Linked DNA regions of Homo sapiens: all the other regions are linked to region 3. A link is an interaction called in ENCODE POLR2A ChIA-PET data of the cell type or tissue named here. Cell type or tissue: GM12878. All regions are shown on one strand. Each heading gives the region's core, and the rest is flanking DNA. Links, peaks and the distances in the headings are about the cores only.

What was found. ChIA-PET counts read pairs that join two places held together with the same protein. Peaks named below come from ENCODE experiments on the same cell type or tissue, not always from the same donor. Only the 100,000 strongest peaks of a DNase experiment are listed, where the experiment ranks them.
Region 1: POLR2A ChIA-PET joins it to region 3 with 9 read pairs; 4 of 35 experiments call an interaction of 5 or more read pairs at or near these places.
Region 2: POLR2A ChIA-PET joins it to region 3 with 8 read pairs; 3 of 35 experiments call an interaction of 5 or more read pairs at or near these places.

The regions. Positions count from the first base shown.
Region 1 is chr3:119,660,965-119,668,802 of GRCh38, reverse strand. LOC105374063 (a long non-coding RNA gene) reads right to left here and starts at 2,533. Exons shown (of 2, transcript XR_924390.3): 1 at 2,365-2,533; 2 at 1-542. It also overlaps a transcript of COX17 not described here. RefSeq lists an enhancer at 5,910-5,959. In GM12878, for the core only: no CTCF peak of the experiment used is centred there; a DNase peak (open chromatin) is centred at 3,733; H3K27ac peaks cover 1,750 bases.
Region 2 is chr3:119,540,915-119,544,914 of GRCh38, reverse strand. CD80 (CD80 molecule) reads left to right here. Exons shown (of 7, transcript NM_005191.4): 3 at 48-365. Among named protein-coding and RNA genes, the nearest start is that of CD80, 17 kb to the left of the region's middle. In GM12878, for the core only: no CTCF peak of the experiment used is centred there; no DNase peak of the experiment used is centred there; H3K4me3 peaks cover 766 bases; H3K27ac peaks cover 1,437 bases.
Region 3 is chr3:119,596,523-119,607,300 of GRCh38, reverse strand. PLA1A (phospholipase A1 member A) reads right to left here and starts at 9,416. Exons shown (of 11, transcript NM_015900.4): 1 at 9,315-9,416; 2 at 326-527. The coding sequence starts at 9,387. RefSeq lists enhancers at 5,900-6,399, 6,580-6,719, 8,548-8,737. In GM12878, for the core only: a CTCF peak has its summit at 6,375 (motif pointing left); a DNase peak (open chromatin) is centred at 6,420; H3K4me3 peaks cover 1,342 bases; H3K27ac peaks cover 3,948 bases.

The sequences.
Region 1 (7,838 bases), core at 1,406-5,405, 64 kb before region 3:
GTCTAAAATCTCAAGAACAAAAGATACTGAGAACATAATTAAGAGGATGTATAATGTTCATGTATCATTGTGTGATGGGAAAAGTCCCTCCTTTATAAAATAAGGAGCTGAATCAGATGATTCCTTAAGATTCTTTCCTAATTCATTAAGAGCATGGCTTTGATGTATGACAGACTTAGGTTCAATAGCTGGCTATGTGACCTCAAGCAAGGCATAGCTTCTTTGGGTCTGTTTTTCTCAGCTGAAAAAAAAAAAAAGGTATAGAAGTAATACCTAACTTACGAGATTGTCAGTACTAATTAAAAATGATGTATACACAGTATTTAGCACTGTTATTAGCATTCTCTATTATTTTATTGTTTATATTTTTACTTGAATATTCATTTGGATATAATACTTTTAGTAAGCACTTCATGATTTACAGAGATAATCTAGGTGAAGAATAGAATCTTGGACAATTAAGACAGGTATGAACCAACTTCCCACCCAATACAGATCTTTGGCAGGTGGTTATCCAAACTCTGCTTGAATATGTCCTGGAACTGCAAAAAAGAAAACAAAAAAATCGATAACCTTATCACCCATTGTTAATTTCTGATATATACTAGTCTAGACTTTTCCTATGCCTTTATACATTTTTTAAAACAAAATAAAATTTTTTTTCTATGCTACATATTTTTAATGAGGTTATAACATTATCATGTTTTGCCCCTAAGGTATTTTACCATCAGTGAGTATAGGTCTGTGGTGTCATTTGTATTGACTATGTATAAATTCATCTGTGACTTAACCATAATTTAACCAATACCCTATTTTTTCTTTTTGCGCATTTGGACATTCATTCATTAAACAAATACTTCATATAGAGTGCCTTCTGTATGTCAGATGCCGTTCTAGGAATTGGGTCTCAGTCTGGAACAGGATATATGTCAGATAACCTAAATTCCGAATTTTTGTTTGTTTTATTTTGTTGGTTGGTTTAATGGAAACATAATAAGGAAGAAATCTGAAATCCCATCAGTCTACAATAGGACCTCTCTTCGATGACATTCTCACCTCTGTCTCTCTCTCTCTGTGTGTGTGTGTGTGTGTGTGTGTGTGTGTGTGTGTGTGTACACCTTTTACTTTCTTTTTTTTTTTTTGGCTACTCTGATAACACTGCAATAGAAGTCTCCTTATGGAAAGTCTTTACAAGTGTCCTTTACTAATCACTTCAGCTAAGGATGGGCCAGAGGCCATGCGTGTTTTCAAGGCTTTGAGTGAGGACTGCCCCCAAGTGATCTCTAGAAAAAATATATCCATTTACACCTTAGTGTCTGAGAGCACTGATTAATCTCTGAGCAACACAATTTTTTTAAACTTTTGCCAGTTTGGTATGCTTGCCTGATTTGTAAGGGAACTGAAAGCACCCTTTTTGGCCTCTGCAACACTTAAAAGTACATCTCACAAGACCCTCTGCCCACCCTTTCCTAGTGCTTAAGTCTTCCCAAAGATGAGGTACAGCATTTCGGTAATAATGAAAAGAGATATCACCACAGTCACTTGAAAAGTGAAGAACTTGGCCTCCTAGTGGGTAACAACCACATTCTAATGCACCTCTTTGCTAAGCCCTTGCTCTTCACAATAATGACAACTCAATACGGATATATTCACACTATTCTCTCTAGTCCCCCGTTTGTCTAACCTTGAAATGTTTGACTTGAAGGTTGATGAAAACAGGATCATATCCTTAAGTAAGGCCTATCTTGGGAATACTATGTCTTTCATAGGTCTAATATGACCTATGATGTGATGGAAAAACCATGGTCCTTATTTTACAGGTGAGTATAGGTGCTTGGAGAGGATAAGGAAATCACCCTGATCCAATAGCTGGTAACCTGCGAGGTAAGTTGAAGCCCGGTGTTCTTTGGTGTACTAGTTATCCAGTATAAACATCATGTATTTGTAGTTATAAATTCACTTAATGCATACTTAGTGAAGGTCTATTATTTGCAGGGAACAGCCCTAGTGTTGATAATTCATGTGTGAATCAGACACGTTTTTCAAGATGAGAGGCTATTTGATTCATCACTTACTGAGGACATACTATATGCCAACTATACAGAGTAGTAAAGAGTAGTAAGACATAGACTCTACCCTCAAAGAGCTTATAGTCTAGTGGATATATGTATATAAACCGTAGAAATATAAAGTTGAATGCTCAGTGGTATGGTGGATATTCCAAGATGCTTTCCTAAACAGTGCATGTGTGATTATGCCCAGCGTTTATTTCTTTAGGTATTAAAAACTGCTAGATATTCCATCTATGTCAATTATGGTGCTTTTGATAGCAAGTAATAGAAAATCCTCATAAGGAAAACTCACATAGCTGGAAGTCCAGTTAGAGTCAGCTCTAGATGTGATGATATCATAGGGTCACTGATTTCATCCAAGACTCAAGTTATTTTCATCTCAGCTTTCTCGTCCAGGACTGATGAAGCCCGTCATGTGCTTGCTTGTTAAAGTCCAGCGGAAGAGAGAGAAACCATTCCCTGGGCATGGACTCTTAGTCCCCTTTTTAAAGGTCTGATTGAGCCAAATTAGGTTATATGTATTTTTATGGACCAGTAATAGTTATCAACAGAATACCTTATGCTGATTGGCTTACACAAGATCCGCCCCCTTCATCCCACCCCTGCTTAGATCCATGTGCAGGTTTGATATCTGGACAAAACAAATTCCGTCACAATTGAGGAAGAGGTAAATGGATATTGAATAGACAACCAGATTTCCACTACACCATCTTGTTCACCTAACAGGTCACCCTGAACAGTCAAATTGAGTTTATGGAGGAATTCCTCTCATAGTTTGCTCAAACTTTAGAAAGAAAATTATTGGTAGAGCAAAATAATTCTGATGTTCAGTTTTTATAGAATGTGACAATTAGCAGATGTTCAGAGAACTGTTCCCTGAAGAGTTGTCCTTAGTGAGATCTGAATTAGGATGCTTTCAACTGGAAGCAGTAGAATACCCAACTACACTGACACAAGCAATACAGAAAAGTAATTTACCTCCCTGTTAGGAAGTTTGGAAATTAAAAGCTCCTGGTTTGAGATAGTGGCTCAGTGGTGCTTTCAAGAACTTAGTCTTGGCTGGGTGTGGTGGCTCATGCCTGTAATCCCAGCACTTTGGGAGACTGAGGCCAGAGGATTGCTTGAATCCTGGAGTTCAAGACTGGCCTGGGCAACATAGTGAGAACCTGTCTCTACAGAAAATAAAAACATTAGCTCGGCATGGTGGTACATGCCTGTAGTTCAGTTACTTGGGAGGCTGGGGTGAGAAGATCGCTTGAACCCAGAGGACTGAGGCTGCAGTGAGCCGTGATTGTGCCGCTGCATTCCAGCCTGGCTGACAGAGCAAGGCCCTGTCTTAAAAAAGCAAGCAAACAAAAAAACCTAGGCTTGTTCTATTTTTCTGCTCTTTACCCTTCTCATCCTTAGGCATATCCTATCTCATGACTATGGTAACTTCAAGCATTACATCGTCACGCAACTATTCAAGCCTGGATGAAAGGTAGGCCTGCTATCTACCAGGGAGTATACTTTTTCCCAGAAGCTCCCCCACGTACTTCCTCTTACATCTCATTGCTCACAGGTCTACTTTTGTGCCAGTCGCTATCAAGGGGAATGAGATATTGTGCTTGGCTTCAACCAATCTTAGTTCAGGCTCTGGCAACTTGGGGAAAAGCCCACCTTCCTTAACATATTACCCAAGCAAAATTAGATTTGCATAAACTGAAGAAAAAGGGGAAATGGCTATGGAAGACAACCAATAGTGTCTGCTTAAGTTCAACTTGACACTATGTGTCCAGAGCATAAAATTATGCCTCTGTTCTATTTTAGTATCTATACTAGGAAAGTGTTAACCCCAAGCTCAGTGTTTCTCAAACTGTATGTGGTGAAGAACCAGCTTTTTTCCCCTCAATTCATCACAGACCCAACACTAGGAAAATGAAATAAACCCATATAGATTTAAAAATATGCTATACAAACCCAGAATTTTTGTTAGTTCAAAGGCCATAGTTTCTCTGTGAAATTGCTATAAAAAATGTCTAAAGTCACAATTTCTGTCCTTACCCCAGCATGAACCAGCATGGACAAGTAACAAACAGTTTGAAGACCAGGCTGAGTTCATGACCACACTTGTTGACTCTGGTGACTTCATAAGATGGCCCCCGCCTGCCTCGCCTGCCTCTTGTCTGCTGCTCCTTTTGATTCACCTACAACAAGCTGTTCTCTGTTACCAGAATATGCCACGTATTTTGTTTTACTTCTGGGACTGACTTTACAATCTGTTCTTTCTTCCTGGAATGCCCTCCTCTAGCTGGGGAAAACCTACTCATCTTTTTAGACCAGATTAAAAGTCACCTTCCCTGTGATGTTTTCTCGTGGAAAAAAATATTTTTTTAAGAGACAGTGGTCTCACTATGTTGCCTAGGCTGGTCTCAAACTCCTGGGCACAAGTGATCCTCCCATCTCAGCCTCCCAGAATACTAGGATTATAGACATAAGCCATCACGCCCCCAACCTCATGAATTTTAGTTAGGTTATAGCAGTATAGTAAAAGTCCCTATGGATTGAATTATTTGCTCCCTCATAAGTGTTTTTTCTTTGAATCCTAAGTACACTTATTTTATTGGATTACAGTTTCTGAGTCAGTATCCGGGATAGACTGAAAGTTTCTTGAAGTGATAATTGTCTTATTCATCTTTATATCCCCTGTTCTTGGAACACATAGTCTGTCCTGAATAAATGCCTATTGAATTGAATCAGCTCAACAAATGAGAAAACTTATGTTTCTTTCCTTTTTTCTTTCCCAGTTGTTTTTTATTGTGTTCTGCCTTCATGTTTGTGTATTTCCTTATAAGAACATACCATTTTGACAGACAATACATTTTTTCTTTCCTTTTCTATCAAATCTGGACTTACACAAGACACAACTTTTCATTGTTGTGTTCTGATCACAGGTCCTATCCTGTGGGCATCAATGTCACTATTACTGCAGGCCACTATTACTGCAGTGTAATGTCACTATTACATGCACCCATGATTCTCTGACACGTATGCCACCCTGGCAATGTACTCAAATTTCCAGCAGCAATAGATGAGCTTGTATATGCACACATGTAAACTCCCAAAAGTACCTGGTAGGATGTTATTAATATACTGTAGAGAATATACAATTCAGAGACACACTGACCTAGGCTTTAATCCTTATTCACATACTGACTAGCTTTGTGACCTTGGGCAAGTTCCTTAGCCTCTCTGAGCCTGCTGCTTCTATTAAAACAAAAAATAGGTATAGTAAGATAACATAAAACAATAGCTGCTTGATAAATGTTAGTCCCCTCTGCTGAGATAGCACATATGTGGATTGACAGGAAAGCAGGCTGAGTGCAGTCTGGACAGCAGGACAAGTGAACCATAGAGTTAATGGGTCTGCCTGTCTCTTTAATGGGTCAGGGCCAACCTATTTGGCAGGTCTCCTAAGAAAGATGAGCTGCTTTGAAATTGTATCTTGGGCAGAGCTTTGGTTGCTTCTTCATTTCTATGCTTCTGACTTCCCTGCTTACAGCTGGCAGGGACAGCTACTCTGGAAGCTCAGGGGCTGCATGTCTGTGATAGAAGGATGAGCAGCTGCTGCTTGTTAAAGTAGGGGGGTTGTTTGGGAGGCAGGCAAGTGATGTAAAAACAGTATATGGAAATCCCCAAACCCCACTGTTAAAATGATGTCAGGGGTCCAAATCATGTCCATGGAGTGACCTCAGTGACATTTCTTCTCCAAATACTCTAGCTCTTTACTGATTTTTTTCCTCTTAACTTAGAAAGGAGGAAATAAGGTATATATTTGTTGGTCAGATGATTTTAATGAGGTTAAGAAAAAACTGGCTTCCTTCAACATGCCATGCATTTTCATGCCTCTGTGCCCGTGCTTCTGCTGTTCTCACCACTAGAAATGCTGTTCTCCCCACTAGAAATGCTATTCTCCCTCTACCTGCCTGGTGAATTCAACCCCTAAACCTCAAATTAGAGGCCAGCCCTTCTTTGCATCTTCCCTCCCTGATGCCACCCTTCCTTCTAGGCTGCCACCATCCTTCAAAGTTAACTTGGTTGTTGTGCTTCACATACTGAACTGCCTTTGTTTTTTGAGGTCTCTTTACCCTAACAGGGTGAAAGTTTCTCTTGAGGATCTTTGATGCCCAAGGGCTTAGCTCATAAAAGGCACTCAATAAATATTTGTTGAGTGAAAACATCTCCTTCTCACCATATTTGACAATTTTGAATTTCTCATAAATTTTCATCAAGTTATAGCAGTATAGTAAAAGTCCTTATGAATTGAGTCCTTGATTAGTTCTGGGAGGTTACTGAGCACCCCGCCTGTACTTCAGGGGCGATAGGAGTAATGGGAGTAAGTGCTAACCCAGCAGCAGGGAGGAAGAATCAAGGAGTCATTTGGAATCCAGAGAGTCACATTTCTTTTTCTTTCTTTCTTTCTTTCTTTCTTTCTTTCTTTCTTTCTTTCTTTCTTTCTTTCTTTCTTTCTTTCTTTCTTTCCTTCCTTCCTTCCTTCCTTCCTTCCTTCTTTCCTTCTTTCTTCTCCTTCCTTTTTTTTTTTTTTTTGACAGAATCTTGCTCTGTCACCCAGGCTAGAATGCAGTGGCACAATTTTGGCTCACCACAGCCTCTGACTCCCAGGTTCAAGAGATTCTTGTGCCTCAGCCTCCCCAGTAGCTGAGACTACAGGTGCCCGCCACCACGCCCAGCTAATTTTTATACTTTTAGTAGAGACAGGGTTTCCACCATGTTGGCCAGGCTGGTCTCGAACTCCAGCCTCACTCAGGTGATCCACCCGCCTCAGCCTCCCAAAGTGCTGCGATTATAGGCGTAAGCCACTGTGCCCAACTAACATTTCTTAGCCTAATGTTTGCATACTCCAGCTTTATCTCTTGGCAGCCCAAAGTAGATTCCTAGGTTCAACCAGAAGTTCCTTGAAAATTGTCAGACTTCATAGAAGTGTGGAGTTGGGAGTCATGGATCTAGTACTGTACTTCCACTTACTGGCAAACCCCTTGGGACAGAGTATTAAGTTTGACAGACTTGGGTTCAAATCCTGGCTCTGCCACTTAGACCATCTGTGGGAGCTTGTTACCTCTCTGAGCCTCAGTTTCTTCCAGATCTAGAAGGAGAATAATATTTATTTTGAAGGATTGTTGTCACAACTAACTTATAAGTGTATAAAATGCCTAATCTAGGTTTGGCACTTCATGGGTGTTTAATAGGTGGGAATTATAATTTGGAAGCACCGGAGTGGGTGGGATGATGATCTGGGCAATGTATTATTATTTGTTTACTATTACCAGATCCAGATATATGCAGGGGAAAGCCAGCTTAGAATTCAAAAAGCCACTTTACATAGCTACTTTTGTTAAATGGATGTCAAATAAATACATAATGATATTTGCAGTGTGACTTAATAAAGGCCTTCAGGGGGTTTTCCAGCTTTCACTGTTAGGATTTTTTCTGATAATAGTCCCATACTTTCCTACTCTGATGTGTCCTCACTCAGAAGCACTGTCTGGCTCTCCCCAAAGGGAGCTCGGGACAGTTTCCTGCCTGAGGTGTTCAGGTGAATTCTGTGCTCACTTTTCCTTTCTCTCTCCTTGTCTGTCTCTCTGACCCTGAGGTCTTATCTTGTCCTCTGGGAGGTATGTTAAGTGCTCTGCCAGGCTGCCTGTGCCTGGCCTGTTTTTTCTCACTGCCAGTACCTCTTGGATTCCAATTCCAAACATGGTATCCATC
Region 2 (4,000 bases), core at 1-4,000, 58 kb after region 3:
TCTGTATTTAATAAATATACAATCTTGTTCTGTTTGCCTCTCCATAGGTGTTATCCACGTGACCAAGGAAGTGAAAGAAGTGGCAACGCTGTCCTGTGGTCACAATGTTTCTGTTGAAGAGCTGGCACAAACTCGCATCTACTGGCAAAAGGAGAAGAAAATGGTGCTGACTATGATGTCTGGGGACATGAATATATGGCCCGAGTACAAGAACCGGACCATCTTTGATATCACTAATAACCTCTCCATTGTGATCCTGGCTCTGCGCCCATCTGACGAGGGCACATACGAGTGTGTTGTTCTGAAGTATGAAAAAGACGCTTTCAAGCGGGAACACCTGGCTGAAGTGACGTTATCAGTCAAAGGTTGGTGGGATTTTCTGATTTTACTCTAGGCCGGCAGATTCTTAATGCCCTTAAAGACACATGGCTATTGATTTAGGTGAAAATTTTACCAAAGAGGGATGTATCTCACTTCATTTCTTGGAGTTAAGTCTCTAGTTGTACAATAAACTCTAACTGGTTTCTAAAGATGTCCTGGAAATATCTGTTAATGTGCATTTCTTGTTCTTTGACAATCCAAGTTCATGACAATCATCCTGGGGCACTATAATGACCTAAAGAGCCTCTCAATCACCAAGGGGCATCTTTGATTTGATGTAGCCTTGCTACTAACTGCACTTGACCCAGCAATATATGCCTGTGAAAGTATGCTGAAAAGGTAACGGGGCTGGGTATGGTGGCTTATGCCTGTAATCTCAGCACTTTGGGAGGCCAAGGCAGGCGGATCACTTGAGGTCATGAGTTCAAGACCAGCCTGGCCAACATAGCGAAACTCCGTCCCTACTAAAAATACAAAAACTAGCCAGATGTGGTGGCGCATTCCTGTAATCCCAGCTACTCTGGAGGCTGAGGCAGAGAATCGCTTGAACCTGGGAGGCGGAGGTTGCAATGAGCTGAGATTGCACCACTGCACTCCAGCCTGGGTGACATAGCAAGACTCCATCTCAAAAAAAAAAAAAAAAAAAGAACAATGGAGGCATAAATCTTTTTCAGGTAGTATGTGAACGTCTATTACTATGGCTATCTTACTATTATATTCTAATATTTTCAAAGTGATAATTTACTTATTGCATATTTGAAGCTCTAATCTAGCAGTCAGTCCTGAAAAATTAGATGTTAGAGAATTGGGCCAGGTGCGGTGGCTCAGCACTTTGGGAGGCCAAGGTGGGTGGATGGCTTGAGCTCAGGAGTTTGAGACCAGCCTGCCCAACATGGTGAAACCCCATCTCTACTAAAAATACAAAAATTAGCCAGGGACGTGTTGGCTACTCAGGAGGCTGAGGCAGGAGAATCACTTGAACCTGGGAGGCGGAGGTTGCAGTGAGCAGAGATGGTGCCACTGCACTCCAGCCTTGGTGACAGAGCAAAGACTGTTTCAAAAAAAAAAAAAGTAGACTACAGAGGAGGGTGAGCATTTCCCTACTGGTAGAGACTCTGTCTTAAAAAAAAAAAAAAGTTAGAGAATTGGATGCATAATTAATTCCTGCCACAAGGAAAAAAACTAATTTATGAATCAAAGCCCTGTTTATGTACCTACTGTGGAAGGCAAGCATTTCTGGTCTCGGAAAGAAAGGACCCTTGCTTTTGTAACCACCCAAGAGGTTTACCTCGCCTGCTGCGTAGATAGAGCCAATTCATCAAGACAGGGGAATTGCAATAGAGAGAGTAATTTACGCACAACTGGCTGTGCGGGAGACCGGAGTTTTATCATTACTCAAATCAGTCTCTCCAAGCATCTGGGGAGCAGAGTTTTTAAGGATAACTAGGTGGGTCGGGGGAAGCCAGTGAGCTGGGAGTGCTGATTGGTCAGGGATGATACCATAGGGAGTTGAAGCTGTCTTCTTGCACTGGGTTGGGGGGCCACAAGATCAGATGAGTCAGTTTATTGATCTGGGTGGTGCCAGCTGATCCATCAAGTGCAGGGGCTGCAAAATAGCTCAAGCACTGATCTTAGGAGCAGTTTAGGGAGGGTCAGAATCTCATAGCATCCAGCTTTATGACTCCTAAACCATAATTTCTAATCTTGTGGCTAATGTTAGTCCTACAAAGGCAATCTACTCCCCAGGCAAGAAGGAGGTCTGCTTTGGGAAAGGGCTGTTACCATCTTTGTTTAAACTATAAACTATAAACTAAGTTTCTACCAAAGTTAGTTCAGCCTACACCCAGGAGTGAACAAAGATAGCTTGGAGGTTAGAAGCAAGATGGAGTCAGTTAAGTTAGATCTCTTTCACTGTCTCAGTCATAATTTTGCAAAGGGGGTTTCACTTTAATTACAGTATAACAGAGGATACTGAAGGAGCCAGAGCCCTTTTTGAGAAATTATATCCCTGAGCCATTTTCTCACAGTTGAAATTTGAACATATTTCTTTTTCCCCTGGGACTTGAGCCTCTAGTGAAAACCAAACTTCTTACTTAATAAAACATAATGATTAACCTTGATAATAGATAACTTCAGCAGATCCGTAGTGAATTCCTTACTGTTCTTTGTTTTAATCATTAGCTATGAATCTTTACTTGTGACATCCAGATCACACCTAAAGTTGTGGGGAGTAAGCCAAAGTTACATGGAACTATCTTAAACTTCACTCAGTGTTTTCTCTGCTCTTGGATAGAATAAATTATTATATGGTGATGTGATTTGAGGGGTACTAAGAAGCCTACCTCTTCCACGATTTTCACCTGCATTGACTCCTGAAATTCTCATCATCATAGCCATTCCTGCTAGTTTCTCCATTTTCCTCCTAAAAGATCCCTGTTAAAATGAAAATGTGTTTCCTGGGGTGGGGGGTGGGGGGTGGCACCACAAATATATTAGCCTGTATTAGTTAATTACATTAGGTACGTAGTCCTCTAATGGACTACCGAGAGAGAAGTAGACTCAGGTCAGGTGAATTTGGATAGAAAGATAAAGAAGAAAATCCAAGAGTGAGAAAAGGAAACATTTCAAGGGGGGCAGGCCCTATTAGCAGATTACCGTAAGAGACCAAGGACAGCTAAGGGGACAATGTGAGATTTCTGGGGTACTCAGAACCGAGGGTGTGTGGGTGGACAAAATCCAGTAAAGGGAAGACAAAAAGGTCACTCGCTTAATTTTGCTGAGAAGCATTCTGAATTTTCCAATTGAGTCAAAGCAGTGTTTCTCAAATGCTTATAAGCCTATGAGTCATTTGAGGGTCTTGTTAAAAATGCAGATTTAAGTTCAGTAGGTCTGGGGTTTGGATCTGAGATTCTGCACCTCTAACAAGCTCTCAGGTGATGCCTGTGCTGCTGTGGAGGACCACAATTTGAGAAGCAAGGAATTAAGCTCTCATTTGGCTAGAGTGACCAGGTATCCTCTTTGCTCAGAACCAAAGGGTTTATTTGGGGCACAAGATTTTTGGTGCTAAAACTGGGAAAGTCTCAGGCAAATAGGACACGTTGGTTACCCTATATTTGTCTAAGATTGCAAAATGGTAATATAATATCAGCATAGCCATATGAAAACCTCCATTAACTGGCATGTTTGAGAACTAGCTACATTCGTTAACAGCTTAACTAGGTTAATGGATTTTTCCTCCTAAAACATGTGCACCTATTCCTTTCCTTGTAAGACATTCCTACCCTTTCCTATTAAGAGTGGTAAAAATTGGGTTAACTAATTAAAATGAGATACAAAGGTTACAGTCTTACAACGTCTTTGATTGTTCACAATCTCACAAGACCTCAGGAGTAGTTACCCTAAACAGATCACCTTAGAAAAAAGGTGGGAGATGGAGTTTAGGCTGTTCTAAGCCAAGAAAGATTTTGAAACTTTTTTTTTTTTTGAGATGGAGTCTCTTACTCTGTCACCCAGGCTAGAGTGCAGTGGCGTGATCTCGGGTCTCTGCAGCCTCTGCCTCCTGGGTTCAAGCGATTCTCCTGTCTCAGCCTCCAAACTAGCTGGGACTACAGGCATGTGC
Region 3 (10,778 bases), core at 3,960-7,959:
ATAAAACCAAGGAAGAAGTGAAGAAGGGAAATACAATCCTGGGTAATAAAGGTTCTGTGTACGGAGATTTGTCCAGTCACAGACATGTACTGTTCGTGAGTGTGTAGACAAGACTGGGTGGAGAAGTAACATATATGACCAATAAGAATGAACACCATGTGTGCATGTTGACATGAGACCCCATCAAAGACAGCAGGATATGAGGGATGGAACATGTGGCCATTGGTAAATTCATTCCTCCCCTTGTTGCCCACTAACTTCTTATGGTATTATGGTTACTTGATCATTCTTAGTTGAGAAGTCCTGTTGGTTATTTAACTCCCACCTGAATCCATGGATAATTAGTTTGGTTCCCAGAGTGGCATTGAACCCAGAGTTTTGGAGGTCACTGCTTCCTTCTACTAGCTGCCCACAGCTAGGATTCGAAGGGACAAAGAGGAGAAACTGGACTTTGAGATCGGTGCCTTCAAAAAGGTTGGCGCTCTGGAAGTCAGCGCACTTTGGCTGTGGGGTAGGAGGTGCATCCCCTGGAGGAAAACAAAACAAAACAAGCAACATCCAAGGTGAGGTCATCTGTTCTTAGAAGGAAGAAAGATGACCTTGGAAGGAAGCAAGAAACAGGGGCCTGCAGGCATGGGGTTTATTATACATCAGCTAGTGCAATAATCACTCATTTATTACAGCCTTCATCACTTCTGTAATGAAGCTGTGTGAATATTTTTCATGCCTAAGGACAAAATAGCAGAGAAGGAATATTGCTCAACTAGATGAGATTAAAGGCCATGGTGAAATGGCTGTTGTTCCGGGCTGAACTGAGTCTCATCCCCCAAAATTCATATGTTGAAATCTTAACCCCCAATACTTCAGAATGTGACTGTATTTGGAGATGGGGTCTTCACAAAGGTTAAAAAGAGGCCAACAGAGTGGGTCTAAATCAATATGACTATTATCTTTATATAAAGAGGAAATTTGGACACAGACAGAGGGAGGATGTTGTAAAGACATAGGGAGACAGTGGCCATCTACAAGCCAAGGACAGTGTCCTGGAACAGATCCTTTGCTCATTGCCCTGAAGGAACTAACACTGCCAACATCTTGATCTCAGACTTCCAGCCTCCAGAATTGTGAGGCAATACATTTCCATTGTTCTAGCCACCCAGTCCATGGCACTTCCTTATGGTATCCCTAGCAAACTAGTAGAGAATTCTAAATAGAACCCTGGGCAGCCAAATGAACAGTTGCCCTGCGGACTAGCCTCAGTCTAGTCTGAACACTCCCTCCTGGAAGGATTTTCAACTCTTTAGCCCCACCTAATCACTTCTTGTCCTTATGAGCAGTCAAGAGCCCTGCCATAGCCTTCCAGTGCCCAGCCCATAGCCTAGATAGATGACAGAGAAGAGCCTTGACAAGTCTCACCTACTTCACAGCACCTTGCAATAGATACCTTTACAATGGAAATTCTCTGGCAAAGGTAACTGCAGGCCTTTAAAAAACACTGAACAGAAAAGGCAACATGAAACTCCTGCTTCCCAGGGAGCTGAAAATCTGGCCCATTTTCAGCACCCAGCATCACACCCCGATCCCCACTTCTGTGATGCAGAGGTGTGGTCCCTGACTTCCATGCATCCCAAAGGGAGACTGGCAGGAGCAGCAGGGTACATGCTGACCCGCAGAACACAGTCCCACACAGCATTGCTGCCACCAGACAAAGTGATTCACAGAATCAGAGGTTCAGAGGAGACATCCAGATTGCAGACTTCGGTTTGTGTGAGCCCCTTTGTTGAGGAAGACAGTAACTTTAGATTTCTGGAGTGATTATCTTCTATCAGAGGTAACTGGGAGCTCATATACAACAGGAGTGTGGATCTGGGATGCTCTGGGATATGGTGCTATGAGTGAATTGTGGGAACCCCACCTGTGGAGAATACCTCAAGCCATGAGGCCTTCTGGAGCATCGCTGTGGTAGACTAGAGGTTTCCCCATCACTGCTTCTGAGCCCCAGACTTTGTCCTCAATCCCCTTGCAGAGGCAGACCAAGCAGGCAGGTTTGGAGGCTCCTGGGATGAAGCCCACTCTGAGAGTGCCGGCCCTAAGCTCTTCAGCCTGTGGCTTGAACTCCCACAGCACATGAGAGAGCTAATGCCTGACTCCATCATTTTATCAGCCTCCCCCAGCATTTGGCTCTTTAAAGAAAAGATGAAAAGACTGTGTTTCAGCATGAGATGCAAACCACATTAATGAGTCACTCTGCTCTATTGTTCATATAGGGCAGCCTGCATCCATCAGAGAGTTTGAGTCCTTTTAAATGAGCATAATATGTCACAAAGCAGGCCCAAATAATCACCAAAGAATCAATATCATCTAAATAAAATGTAATAAAACTAGAAATCAATAACAAAAATTATTTTAATATACATTTGGACATGTAAAAACACCCCCTCCATTTTTTTACAATAGGACAAGCCCATCCCATGTGCCTGTGGTATTTTTACCAGCCCATTACAAAGAGAAACTCCTTGGCACAATTCCTCATGGACACATATTGCTGAAGCTTGTTCAAGATTTTTAAAAATTTTTTATATTCAGGTAAAAGAATATAAATTATCATCTTTACCTTTTTTAAGTGTACAGTTCAGTGGTAATAAATACATGTATATTCTTTTCTCCCCTTCATTCCCAACTCCTTCCCCCTTCTCAGCCTCTGAGAGCCACAATCTACTACTCTCTATCATCATGAATCCACTTTTTTAGCTCCTACATATGTGTGAAAATGTGATATTTGTCTTCCTGTGCTTGGCTTATTTCACTTAACATAATGGCCTCCAGTTCCATCCATGTTGCTGCAAATGGCAGGATTTCCTTCTTTTTAAAGGCTGAATAGTATTCCTTTGTGTATGTATACCACATCTTCTTTTTTTTTATTCATTCATTAGTTGATGGGCTCTTAGGTTGGTTCTATATCTTGGCTATTGTGAACAGTGCTGAAATAAACGTGAGAGTGCAGATATCTCTTTGATATACTGACTTCCTTTCCTTTCTTTTGGATATATACCCAGTAGTGGAATTGCTGGATCATATGGAAGTTCTATCTTTAGTTTTCTGAGGAGCCTCCATCGTATTCTCCATAGTGGCTATACTAATTTACACTCCTACCAACAGAAAAACACCCTTTTAACCTTTTAAGGAATGTATGGGTTAAAGAATAATCACAATGAAAAGTACAGAATATTAAAAACTAAACGACAATAAAACCAGCACATATCAAAACTTGCAAAGAGTGGCTAAAACAGCACTTGGGTTGTTAAAATAATTCTTTGGGAAGCCATTAGACTGAGGAAGCTCTAGTGGTTGAGTTCCTACAGAAGCTCACCACACCCCAACTCATAGTGAAGAGCTGTGTCCTAGGAAACTGAGGCTTAAGCTTTACCACTCAGAAGCTTCCAACTAACCTCTGACTAGGGACCTTAAGGTACTGCTCCACTTTAATCAATCAAATATTTTCTTTGCCTTGCTTCATTCATAGGCACCTTATAAAATTTATTCTTCACATCCCTTTGGTGGAGCCCTGAGCCACTTGCAGTGTGAAGCAGCCCAAACCATAAATCACTGTTTGTTCAAATAAACTATTTAAAATTTTAATGTGCCTAAGTTTACCTTTTAATAGGGAAAAATGTGTAACTTACATGCAAATGTTGGTGGGGGAGGGGAGAAGGGAAAGACTTAGATTAGATAAGCTAATATTTTAACTCAGAAAAGAATACCACAGTAATTCCAAATAAAATATAGGGAAAGAAATATAAAGGTAATAGTTGAAATTGAAGAAATAGAAAATAAGGAAATATGAGCAACATTGGTAGCAACTTAGTCATTACAATTTCTCAGGCTTTGCAAAGTTGCCTGGGATATCTTTGACTCTTTCCTATCTCTCACATCCCACATACAATTGGTAAGTTCTGTTGGCTTGACCATCAGAATGAAATATTCAGAATCTAACCCTTCTCACCACCTTGGCCTAAGCCACCATCATCTCTCACAGCCACTGCCATAGCCTGCAACTGCATTTCTTGCCCTCTCTTTTGGCCCCTTCAGTCTATTTGCAACACAGCAGTCACGATTTTTTTTTTTAAGTCAGTCAAGTCATGTTACATCTCTGTGCAAAAGTCTCCAAGCCTTTTCTCTCAGATTGAAACCTGAAGTCCTAACAATGGACTGTAAGGCCCTAACTGAGCTAATCCACCCCACTCCAAGAGTCCTTTGCCTTATGCTACAATCACTCACTATTGCAGCCAGTAGTTCTCCTTGCCCTTCCTCACTCTAGATGGCTTCCTGCCTGAGGGTCTTTGCCCGGCTGTTCCTTCTGCCTGGAATGCATTTCCCTTATGTATCTACATGGCAGTTCCTTCCCCTCCTTCAAGTCTTTGCTTGTCAAGTGCTCTCTTGTCTACTCTCACATCCTATTTCAGTTGTAACCTGCTTGTGTTCCTCACTTCATTTCTCTCAATCATCCTTACCCTGGTCTATTTATTTGTTAGCAATCATCACCTTCTAATCTACTATGGAATTTGCCAAGTTATTATACTTATTTTCTATTAGTGGTCAGTCCACATTAGAATGTACTTTTGAACAAAGCAGGGATTTTTAAAATCCATTTTGTTCACTCTACTGCCTAAAATAGTACCTGTCACACACAAAGAGCCAGTACCCAAAACTGGCTCTTTGAAAAGAATAATGAGCTAGATGTACTTTTGATAAGACAGAGTAACAGAACAAAGGGAAGTTAAAAGTAAACAATATCAGGAATAAAAAAGGTATATAAATACAGACAGTAGATTTCCTTACACCATAAAAAAGTTTATATCCACCCCAAAACTGAAAATACTGATATTTTGCTAGAAAATGGATCATTTCCTAGAAAAACGTAACTTACCAAAACTTAGTCAAGAAAGGAAAAACAGAAAATCAAATGTAAAACTATAGCATAAAGGAATTGAAACACTAGTTTCAAAACTATCCCTCAGAAAAGTCTAAGAGGCCTGAGAGTTTCACAGAGGAATTCTATTGATCCCTAGCTTACACATGCTGTTCCAGGAATAGAAAATGGGAGACAGGATTCCAGTTCATTCTATGAGAATATCCGAAGTACCAAAAGTGCAAAGGACAGGGGAGAAGGAAAAACTAAAGGCTACTTTCATTTATAAACATAAACAGAAATCTAAGATAAAATATCAGCAAATCTAAATCCATCCAGGATAACAAGACCACAAAGTACATCATGGCCCAGCAAGGTTTGCTGGGCCAATTCTTTGCAAAGAATTAAAGGCTGTTTTAACATTAAAAAAAGTATTAATATAATTCACGTATGAACAAACTAAAGAAGAAAAACCATATGCTCATCTCAACGGATGAGCAGAAAAAAAGAACACTTGACAAAATTCAACCCTCTTTAACATAAGAAAGGATATCTCCTAAAAGCCTACAGTAAGGATTAGATTTACTGGGAAATATTAGAAGTATTCCATTTAGAACAGGGAACAGATAAGAAATGTCTGCTATCACTGCTTCTATTAAATATTGTGCTAGAGGACCTAGTCCTAACCACTGAAACAAGACAATGCAATGGGATAAAAGTTATAAAGTTTGAAAAGGGAGAGAAGAAAATTGCCAGTATTTGAAGCTGATAAATAGGGAAGCATATTCAGATACTGCCTCTACCTAGCCACCACTCCAACCAAAGAACAGTGACACATGAGTATCTGGCCAGGCTGACCAGAGATTTATAAACAATAGAAATGAGGGGTGCAGAATGAAATACTGGCTTGTCTGAGTCTGAAAATAGCCTATAGTTTTCTATTCTTGAGTCTTTGACACTGAAGAAGTGTTAGAGAAGGGTGAGTAAGGCCTGGTAACACCCATGTTTCCATAATGGAAAGTGACTCTCAGGCATATATGACAGAGCTCCCTTCACCCGCCTGGGCTGCTCATGGTTCCCATGGGTGGCCTCTGTGATCTGCAAATGCTGGAAATGTGCTACTCTGCACTCCCACCTGCACCTGTCTCAGGTGTGTTCTGTAGATCGGTATCCCCCATGGGCTTTTGTTTCGTAGAAGTGTTATTTTGCTAAAACAGTTTTGATTCTGTGGCCTGGACCAAGAAGGGAAGGGTGTTCTGGCAGTGACAGAGTTGGCACAAAACCACATCAGACACTTTGTTATCAAATGTGGAGATGACAGAGGAGCCATCGGTGCATGTGTCGGGAAGCAGGCACCCTCCTCCAGGCTCCTCGGGAAGACACTGCAGGAGGGGAGGAGGGCGGAGGCCCCCTCCCAATAGCTGACTTGAGGGTGGCTCTGCCACGCATGCAGGGTGCAGCACCACCTTCAGGCCCAGGCTGGCCTTACAGAGGCTGGTGTCACAGGCTGCTTCTGCCACCAGCTCAGCACTATGGGCCACTGAACTTCCTGCCACCCCCTTGAGCCCTGGGCTCCCCACAGACAGAGCTGTGCTATCAGATGACCTGTGGATTGAGGCATCAGCAGCCAGGAGTGTCTCTGAAATGGGCCACCCTCTGGAACCCTTCTTTGGCTGAATTGTTTCAGGATGAGTGTCATTTAATCAATCTGCCTAACGTCAGGAAGTAGAGATGAGGACTGCAGCCCGCTCAATTTCTTTCTTCTCAGTTACCAAGGCTTTTGGCTTATTGAATGTGTCCTGTGTGCCTGGGCCTGGGTGAGGCTCTGGGGATTCAAGGATGAAGAAGACGCCAGCCATAACTGCCCTTTGGGAGCTCAAAGTCTAGCGGAGAAAGGGAAAATAAGCAGGCCCCACAGCAAATAGGGATGTAAGATCTGTGACCAGGAAACATAGGTACTGAGAGAACACAAAGAAAGACCACCTACCCCAGATGGAGGAAGACTTGTGCATCCACCTGGAGGAGAGGACGCCTGAGCCAGCCTGGAAGCTCAAGGGCCAGGTTGATCAAGGAGCTCAACAATCTAAAGCTCCACAGTCCAAGGAAAAACTAGGTGTGACTGGGGTTGTCATGAAAGATTGTGTGGGTACACAGCCAGGAAAGTGAGTGGAGGCTGAACTTCCAAGAGGCCCATGTGGGTCAGCTACTGCCCTTGTGTGACAGCAGGCACCTGGATACCTCCTGAACCTCCTCCCTCCCGATCATTTGAGCTCTTCCTTTCCTTTACCTTGAGCTCTCTGCATCCGGCATCTTCTTTCTGTCCACCTACTTCATCTAGGCTGTCTGAAGTCAATTACATCCTTTTTCCTTTTCCCTTTGGCATATTTCTATCCCTCCCAGCCACACACACACACACACGCACACACACTTCTATCTCTGCCTATCCATCAACTCACTTAATTTCTGAGACAGCACTACTAAAAGTAAGAATAAGGAACATTAACTTAATAAATATTGTTGCTGTTGACAGTGAAACACTCAGTTAAGGTGGGAAAGGAAGAGAAGCGGATGGGAAATAGAGAATGCCTCACTGGGTAAGTGTGAAAAGAAAGACACCAGAGACAAACAAAGGCAAGAAGACCAGGCAAGGAAATACCCAGGCCCTGCTAACATGTTATTATAAGCCCACTTCCTGCCCAGAGCATCTAGAATGATTCCCACATATGTGGCTGGAACCTGATCAGCTTCTGCGCTGACCCTAACCCTGCTATCTGGTTCAGAATTTCTGAGCTTCTCTTATCTGTGTGACAGAGGCCCCAGGCTTACCGACAGATGAGCTTCCAAAAAGAGTTTGATGCCAATTTGCTATAGTCCTCCCACTCCTCAACCTTCAAATCAGGACAACTAGCAAATGCCTTCCAGCCCCTAAGGAGGCCTGGGGCTCCTGAGCAGGGACAAAGTGGGCCTGCCAAGCCCACTTCTCAGAACGGGACCCACAGCTCTCCTAGGTGATACCTCCCACCTTCTCTCCAAGGTGGCTCATGACAGCCCTGTTCCCTCCACTTCCATCAGCCTAGACAACAATTTGCTAATAATAAAATCACAAAGGAATAAGCAACTGCAAAAGTCAGGCCCTGTGCACAGATGATCCCATTCAGTCCTTACAGCATTCCTATCTGGTAAGGATCATCTCTAGCTACAGGTAAAGAAAGCCACTTCCTCAAGGTCACATAGCTACAAAGAAACAGAGCCAGGATTCCAGTCTGGGTTAGCCCGACCCAGACAGAGCCTATTCCCCATCAGCTCAGCCCATTGCCTCCTCTAAGCATCAATGTCTGCAATATTCACTGGACATCTGCTCTATACAGAGCACAGCACTAACTATGCTAAAAGAGACAGAAGCCTCAAATCCTCACCTTTTAGGGACAACTAATTGAGGTAGGAGAAAGCACATACAGAGCTCAACAGCACCTCTGAAAAACCACCCATGAGTGCAAGGAGAGCATGCAGTCACCCAGTGGAACTTTGTAGCAGGGAGGGGTGCTGAGCAGAAAAAGAATGAGTACAAGGGAGATAGGAATACAGAAGCCCCCTTGAAAGATGCAAAGAACAGAAATCAATCCAAAGGTGATGTGAGCAACCCCAGGCAGAAGCAATGACATATTCTAGAGCCAGGGAATGAGAATTAAATGTCCAGCGGAGAAGACAGAAAAGCAGCCTGCTATTGTGAGTAGAGGGAGGGGATTTTTCTAAGGGTGACCTCACCATAGTGAGAAGGAGTCTTCTGAGAACTTCTGAGAACCCAAAGTAGAGCAGGTTAATTTTCTGTTAGGCAAGAGGGATCAGTGGGTCAGTTCTTTACTGGGGGAAAGGTAAATGCAAATTGGCATCTGAGGGAAGTTTTCCCAGGGGCATCTGAGGTTAGCAGGGACTAGTTCCCATCACCCAGCCAGGATGACAAACCACTTGAGTTAGGTTGCTGGATTAGAAAGGACATCTAACAATCTCAGTGACAAAATCATTATTAGTTTGGAAAACCTAAATTTTAAAATTAAATATATCTTGGAATGGTGGATATTTATGGGGTGAAAAATGAATATCTTAGAATTAACCAAATTTTATTTTCTTACAGTTGGTCCTGGCTTGTGCAAGGTGAGAAAGGGTTTTTTTATGTGGGCTTTAGAAAAATGAGTCGGATAACCAGGGAAAGTTCAGGTTTTGTGACCTGTTTACCATCATTCCGATTATGATAAAAGGGGTTTTTTTCCCCTACTGTTTTAAATTCACCTCAGAAGAGGCAAAAGGCTTTTAGGGGATCTTCCAAAAGTTAGTACTGCATAAGTAGTTGGAGAAATATGATCACTGACTGAAATAAGTTCCTCCCAAGGCCTGAGCCCTGGCTTACCTGAACTTCCAACGCTGAGCCACAAAATGAGGCCCCCCACCCAGAAGCAGCTCTCCCAGGGACCTGGGGGCATCGCTGAGCTGGAAATCTCAGAGCTGGTATGGAGTAATTCCCTAAAGCCAAAGAGATCATATAACCCAGCCTCTCAGAAAACACCCACGTGGATTTCACTAATCATTAACTAGCCTCATGACCTGAAAAGGAAAAATAAATTCTTCTTTATTTATTTAAATGCCAGAGTTTTCGGTTTCTTCTTCTCAATGAAAATAAATACACTTTCTTTTTTGTTAACCAGAGTGCATTGAAACACACTGTCCCTCTTTGAGCCAAACATGATCAGGAAACTATTTCCTGCACCTCTCCCACTTCCCGTGATAGGATGTTAGTAATAACCAAGGCAGAAGTCCTGCATCTCTGGGTGGCCAGAAACCCCTCATTGTGTTGGAATTATCTGTGGACATGTGTGTCTCCCTAGAAGATTCTGAGTGACTTGAGAGCAAAGGCTTTCTCTTTTCATTTTTGAATACCCAGTGCCTAGCACAAGACTGAGATAATACTATATATTAAGTGTCCATTTAAAGGGAAGAAGGGAAGAAAAAGTTTCCTCTGGAGAGTACTATCATTTTGTAGAATCTTGGGGCTAGGAGTCAAGTCCAACTTTGGAGATGTTCAACTTCCTGAATTCACAAAGAAACTGCATATTAGAAAAAGAAAATGACCTGTAGAGATCCCGTTGGTGGAAGTGGCAGAGCCGGGCCTGGAACCAAGATGGTTCCAGCACCATATGGCCTCTCCACCCCAAAGAGTGGCAGAAACCACAAAGAGCTATTTCTAGGCAAGTCAATGGGGCAGAGGCAGAGGGCAGGGCACTTGCCCCCCACTCCCTAAATCATAACACATTGCTGTGAGGTAGACAGCCCACTGGCAGGGCCAGGATCATCTTTTCCAAACAATAACTCTCTGAGGTGAGTATTATCACAGAGAAGTTAAGTAATTTGTACAACAAATTACTTATTTGTATTATAATTGTATACAAATTACTTAACTGTGACAATTACACAGTTAGTAAGCACAGATAAGTACAAATTACTTCTCTGTGATAGAAGTAATTTGTATTAAATACAAACATTTGTGTTTTACACAGCTGGTAGGGCACAGAGAATTTAAGTCATTTGCCTGAGGTCATGCAGAGCTGGGATTTAAAGCGGGATGAGCCAGCCCCAGAATCCATGCTCTGAGCAACGATACTCTACAGCAACAACTCCTGAAGAGGCTCTGGGACCATGTCATCATGGCTGAACGCAGGATACAATTATTTTGGAGGGGCTAGCCCTTACATCCCCTTGTGCACATGATCTCACTGCTCAAGTGCTGCTGCAACCAGGAAGGGGTGTGGCAATAAGTAGTGCACAGCAGAGGTCACTACTGAAAGCTGTCTTGATATTAGAGACCAAGCCAAGTGTA